Linked DNA regions of Homo sapiens: region 1 is linked to region 2. Evidence: chromatin loops called from intact Hi-C (ENCODE). Cell type or tissue: CD4-positive, alpha-beta T cell. All regions are shown on one strand. Each heading gives the region's core, and the rest is flanking DNA. Links, peaks and the distances in the headings are about the cores only. Region 1 has its middle 31 kb from the start of LINC01936. Region 2 has its middle 35 kb from the start of LBH.

The links. Peaks named below come from ENCODE experiments on the same cell type or tissue, not always from the same donor. Only the 100,000 strongest peaks of a DNase experiment are listed, where the experiment ranks them.
Region 1: a loop joins it to region 2, with 2.0 times the contacts of the local background. A loop is called at or near these places in 9 of 110 quality-filtered maps.

What each region holds. Positions count from the first base shown.
Region 1 is chr2:30,314,189-30,317,106 of GRCh38, forward strand. No RefSeq gene overlaps it. Among named protein-coding and RNA genes, the nearest start is that of LINC01936, 31 kb to the right of the region's middle. In CD4-positive, alpha-beta T cell, for the core only: no CTCF peak of the experiment used is centred there; a DNase peak (open chromatin) is centred at 1,703; H3K27ac peaks cover 1,333 bases.
Region 2 is chr2:30,265,036-30,267,953 of GRCh38, forward strand. No RefSeq gene overlaps it. Among named protein-coding and RNA genes, the nearest start is that of LBH, 35 kb to the left of the region's middle. RefSeq lists enhancers at 955-1,569, 1,570-2,184. In CD4-positive, alpha-beta T cell, for the core only: no CTCF peak of the experiment used is centred there; DNase peaks (open chromatin) are centred at 1,356 and 2,286; H3K4me3 peaks cover 2,336 bases; H3K27ac peaks cover 2,500 bases.

The DNA.
Region 1 (2,918 bases), core at 158-2,657, 49 kb after region 2:
GGCCTGTTTTCATTTCTTACTTGATTTCTCATCATGCTCAGCCCTTAAAATGTAAACTTTCTCACCACATGTACTGTTTTCCTTTCTAGTAAATTTTTTTCAAGTTTCAGAAAAATAAGAGGGGCTAATTATTTTTTAAAGAATTGAACAGAAATAGGGTTAATTTTTCTCTTCAGATTGAGAATTGCTATATTTTCTTTTAAGGTCTTAAAAATAGGCCAGGCATGGTGGCTCATGCCTTTAATTCCAGCACTTTGGGAGGCTGAGATGGAAGGATTGCTTGAAGCCAGGAATTTGAAACCAACCTGGGCAACAAAGTGAGACCCTATTTCTACCAAAAAAAAAAAAAAAAAAAGTGTATACTCACTGTGAGAAAAATACACCCATACACACACACACACACACACACACATACACACACACACAGCCTACAGCCTCTCTATGCTGGTGGCACATCACAGTCACACAGGAGTTTACAAAAACCCTGAAACCTGGGTCCCATCTCCACAGATTCTGATTTCATTGACCTGGGCGGCTACCTGGGCAGCAATATTGACTTAAAAGCTGCCTAGGTGATGTAATCATACAGCCAGGGCTGAGAACCACTGATCTATAGAAAGGCATGAAGAGGAGAGTGAACATCACCTACACACCCATTCCCTGGAGATAACTGCTTTTGATTTTTAGTGCAATTAGCCAGAGGAGTCGTAAATGTGGGCTGTGGGGACCAGGTCAAGGAGTGAGGATACTTATAATCCATCTCTGGCAGGGAGCACTAACTTAGGTCCACCAGGTTTCCAGTACCAGAGGAGATCATCATCCCTTTGTCCTCCTTCAGAAATCAGGTTCCTATGGTTGTATGAGACTACCTGTCCCTACCTCCCAGGAGCCCAGAGAGGCCAAAAAAAAAAGCAAACACCCAGGCAGCATTTAAGGTCTGTAAGACAAGACTCCAGGAAAACCAAAGCAGAGGGTGTGAAAGTGGTTGTGGATACAGAACCGTGGGAAATCCCACAGTGACTCCAGGTCAACAGTGCATTTGCCTCAGCTCACCCAACTACCAACAAAGAATGCTTAGTTAGCTAAACAACTTCTCCTGAGGGGTGAATACCGGTTGTATTAAGCAGGATGGGAATTGGAAACACAGTGGTATAATAAATGGAAGAGAAGGACTAAACCATCGGAGGAAAAAGAAGGTGTGAGGATTTCAGGATGGACTCAGGCATGGAAGAAGGCAAGACATCCTTGTGCCCCTGAATCCCTCACATTGGCAGGAGTTAGCCATCTACTCAAAAAGATGGATCCCTGCAGCTTTTTCACTAAGCAGCATGGTCAGGGTTCACTGGAGTAGTGCTGATGACCTAGAGCCTCAGCCAAAGGGGGAGAAATAACTTGAGTCACTTAACACAGTCATTCACCGCACAACCAACCTTATATAATACAAATCTCCTCTAGATGCCTTTATTCTTTCTCCTATAGCCCCTTGTCAATTCCCATTTTTGTCCCCAGAAATTCACCTCTGGTCCTCAGCTTGTGCCCAGATTGAACCATGCAGTTGGCCAGCCCACCCATCTTTGAAAGCAGGTCAGTGATGACACGTTTTAATCAAGCACACTTTGAAGTCTCACACCTACACACATACCCAGATTTTCACACAAAGCATGTTTCTTTCTAGGCAGGATGTGGCAGATATTGTTGCTGCCTGTTTGGCCATCATTCCCCAGACTTCCTGGCCAAAAGAAAAGTCCCCAGGTGCCAGCAATGAATCATAATTGATTTAACTCAGTCCGTCCCCTTAAGGAGCCTTTTTAGATATGTTTTCCTGATTGCTTCCTCCCATGAAAATTTAATACTTCAGATACACTGTATGTTTATGTACTTTATGCATATCTGTACTTTATACATAAAAAATGTGATTTTTTTTTGAAATGGAGTTTCACTCGCGTCCCCCAAGCTGGAGTGCAGTGACATGATCTTGGCTCACTGCAACCTCCACCTCCTAGGCTCAAGAAATTCTCCTGCCTCAGCCTCCCTAGAAGCTGGGATTACAGCTGCGTGCCACCATGCCTGGCTAATTTTTGTATTTTTAGTAGAGACATGGTTTCACCATGTTGGCCAGGCTGATCTTGAACTCCTGACCTCAGGTGATCTGCCTGCCTCAGCCTCCCAAAGGGCTGGGATTACAGGTGTGGGCCACCATACTTGGCACAGTATGATTTTTTTTTTTGCCCCCAAGAACCAATTTTCACCCCCTTGAGGGTGACATCACCCTCATTAAGAATACATGATCTACATCAACAAAGCAATTGCTTTTGCCAGTGATTGGTCTAAGGTTGGCGTCTGGTCCCATTCTGGCCAATGAAACATGAAGGAATTCTGCTTGGGAAAGATATTCCTTCTGATCAAAGAGAGATGTGAAGGGAAGTGACCTTTGACCCCTGCCTACTTCTGCTCATGGTGTCTCATGTGACGAGTTGGTGCTTGGAACTGTGGCCACCATCTTGTTCCCATAAGGGTAGAAGAGAGAAAGGACAGAAGCAGTCCATACCCTGCTGAAATCAATGAGCCACTAAACAATTGTAACCAATGCTTGCTTCCAGACTTGTTAAGCATGATAGTAAATGTCAGTATGCCGTAACCCATTACCAGTAGTAAGATATTATGGGCCTTGCAGCCTGAAACTTCCTGATGGATAGATAGGATTTTCATTAATAAGGAATGTGGTCCAAGCATCCCAGAAGACCTGCACCAAGGAAGCTGTGCTGAAAAGTCAGCCACCACCGCTGCTCACAGACCTCCAATGTCCCACAGTGAAGTGCCAGAATTTGAACACTCATTTCTTGTAAAATAAATGAGGATAGCTGTTTCAAGCTGTTTTCAAGTTCAGAGTGTTTTTCTGAGAGTAATTTCCCCAAAAT
Region 2 (2,918 bases), core at 156-2,655:
AATTCACACTTTTCTATTATTGGCGGCTGCCAATTGCAGAGCACTGGTTTACCTCCATTTCTTCTAATTCTCATCACACTTCTTGCAAAGTGTGGGTTTTCGTATATATAATGAAAAGTATATTTAGCACAAAGTACATTTAGCAATGATGGAAATTATAAAAGATGGTGAAATTTAGGGACTTCATCTTTCAAATCCCATCATGGTAACATATCAGTTATTTGCATTTTGGTTTCCTTCCAGTCATTGTTCCCCCATACTTACCAGAATGGGCTCAATGAATATAAATTTTTCCTACAAAATGGACATTTTTAATGTTACTTTACAGATGAGGAAGCTGAGGTCAGAGGACTTCAAAATATACTGACTTTGGAAAACAGTAGAATTAGAACAAATGGTGTGCTGGTAAATGTGTAACAACCAGCCCTCTGAGATTTAAAAAAAAAAAAAAAAAAAAAAAGGCCCTGATTCATAGTGTTTGCCAATTTCCATGGTGTAAATGCTCCCACCATGGCTGATTTTGTGGGACTGGATGAGATGGGAGCCAGTGCAAGCCTGCAGCAGCACACCTCTGGAATCCCTGATCCTCCACTTCTATGCTAGAAGGAAATGGGCTCAGCCTGCCTGAGCCTCAGTCTCCTTTTCAAGAAGATGGATATCACTCAAAACCAGGACAGTGCCTAATTCACAGGGACTCAATAAACTCTAGTGCCCGTCCTCCATTTGGAAAAGAGAAATCATTCTGGAAAGTTATCTGGCACAGTATTTTTCAAGCTAAATCATGACTCATTATGGGGTTGTGAAAGTAATCCATTTGTGGGCTGCAACCAGAATTTTTTAAAAAAGAAAGAAAACAAATAGAAAAGACGACAATAGAAGAGGAAAAATCAGAGTACAGCAGATATAGGAAGAATAAATGTTATTCCCTGAATTTTTTTTGTTTCATCCCTACATGTGGATAAATGTGTGTACTTGGTCATGAAAAAAAATATTTTTCTTTCTGTGGGTCACAGTCAAAACAGTTTGAGAGCCACTGATCTGGGGAATCTGGCTTTCTAGAAAGCAGTACTTTTACTTAGTGGAGTCATGGCAGTGGGAGAGAGGCAACTAGAAAAAGTAGCTTAATACATCTCTCTGCAGAGGAAATGGGGCTGGCACACCCAAGGGTGGAGACTGTGTGGTCAGTGTGTAGGGGACAAGCCTGGGAAGGCCACTATGTCCTTGGTCTCCTCCAAGGCCAGGATTAGGCTCTGGGTAGCCTTCAAATCGCTGCCGAGCCCTGGAGGAGGGAGGAACTGTGCATGGGGAAGGAGGCGGAAGCTACACAGGAAACCCTCACTGCATGTTTGTCACTGCTGGCACCCACTGCAGCAGCTAGCAGACAACCAACAATAGTGACATCAGGTAAAAAATAACCCACAGGGTCCCAGCCCTACCGTGCAGGGGCAAGGGCATGCCGTCTAGAGGGCTGCAGTGTCACCAGGCTACAGCTGGGGTCATGCTGCCTGGCGCCATGCTGTGCCTTGATTTCCTGATTGCTAATTAGAGGGCACTTTTCCTGCCCAAGGTCACTTGGGCTGGCGCCAGCAATGGGGCCACTTGCCTGCAGAGTTTTTCCTCCCCCGATCTCTTGCACAAGGTGGTATTTAAAAAATCACTCATGCCAAGACCTTCAGGTCTGAATGCACCACCTCTCCCAGGGGGACTCTCATCTTAAAAGAAGGCCCCAGCAGTTCTTACCCAAAGGATTGTCCCAGGCAGGGCCTGTGCAGAAAGCCCCAGCAGCCTTACAAGCCTCTCCTTTGGCTACGGTAGGCTATGACCCCAGGCCCTGTGCTGACCCAAAAGCACTTCCCGCTGTTCTCCAAACCTTTCTCTCCAGACCAAAGACACAGGCTCCCCATGGTTCCCCAGCACTGCCAGCTGGTACATGCTCCCACACACCAGTGAAGGGTGTGGAAGGCAGAGCTACATCAGATGTTACCGTATTAGGCCATTCTTGCATTGCTGTAAAGAAATACCTGAGACTGGATAATTTATAAAGCAACGAAATTTTAATTGGCTCACGGTTCTGCAGGCTGTACAGGCATGGTGCTGATATCTGCTTGGCTTCTGTGGAGGCCTCAGGGAGCTTTCACTCTTGGCAGAAGGCAAAGCAGAAGCTTGCACGTCACGTGGTGAAAGAGAAGCGAGAGAAAGCAAGGGGATGGGAGAGGTGCCACACACTTAACCTGATCTTGCAGGAACTCACTCACTATGGCGAGGACAGCACCAAGCCATTAGGGATCCGCCCCTGTGACCTCCCACTAGGCCCCGCCTCCAACACTGGGGATTACATTTCAACATGGGATTTGGGCGGGGACAAATATCCAACTCTATCATTTACTTGACTACAACAAAGCGTGTTGAGGATTAGCAGCCAGCTCTGACACATAGGAACTAGGGTCCCCTGTTTGCTTCTGACCTCACAGTTTGCTGGTTAATCATCTAGTTTCAGCCTGGTTCTCAACCTCCCTTGCCTATCCTAAGAGCACCCACGTCCCTCAAGAATGAACAATATTCACAAGGACTTTCCACTCGACAGTTTACAAAGCTCAGTTCTTATCTTCCATCCACCTACACAGCATTTCTTAACCTCGGGTTCCTAGAATTTAGGGGTGCATGTGACATTGGATGGGACAAAAATTACATCTATATTTTAGTTAATTACTAAGTGAAATTCAGCATTTCCTGTTTGTAGGAATGCAGGCAACAAACCGCAGTGGTGTCAGCAGCACCTGCAATTTGTCACGAATAAAAAATCACAAGTATTTTCATTTTCACAGTACACTTGTTGCAGGTATCATGAAATATCATTTGTAGCCATGGCTACCTCAAAATTATAGCTGCTGCTGGATCTCATTAGGTAAAGCTTTAAT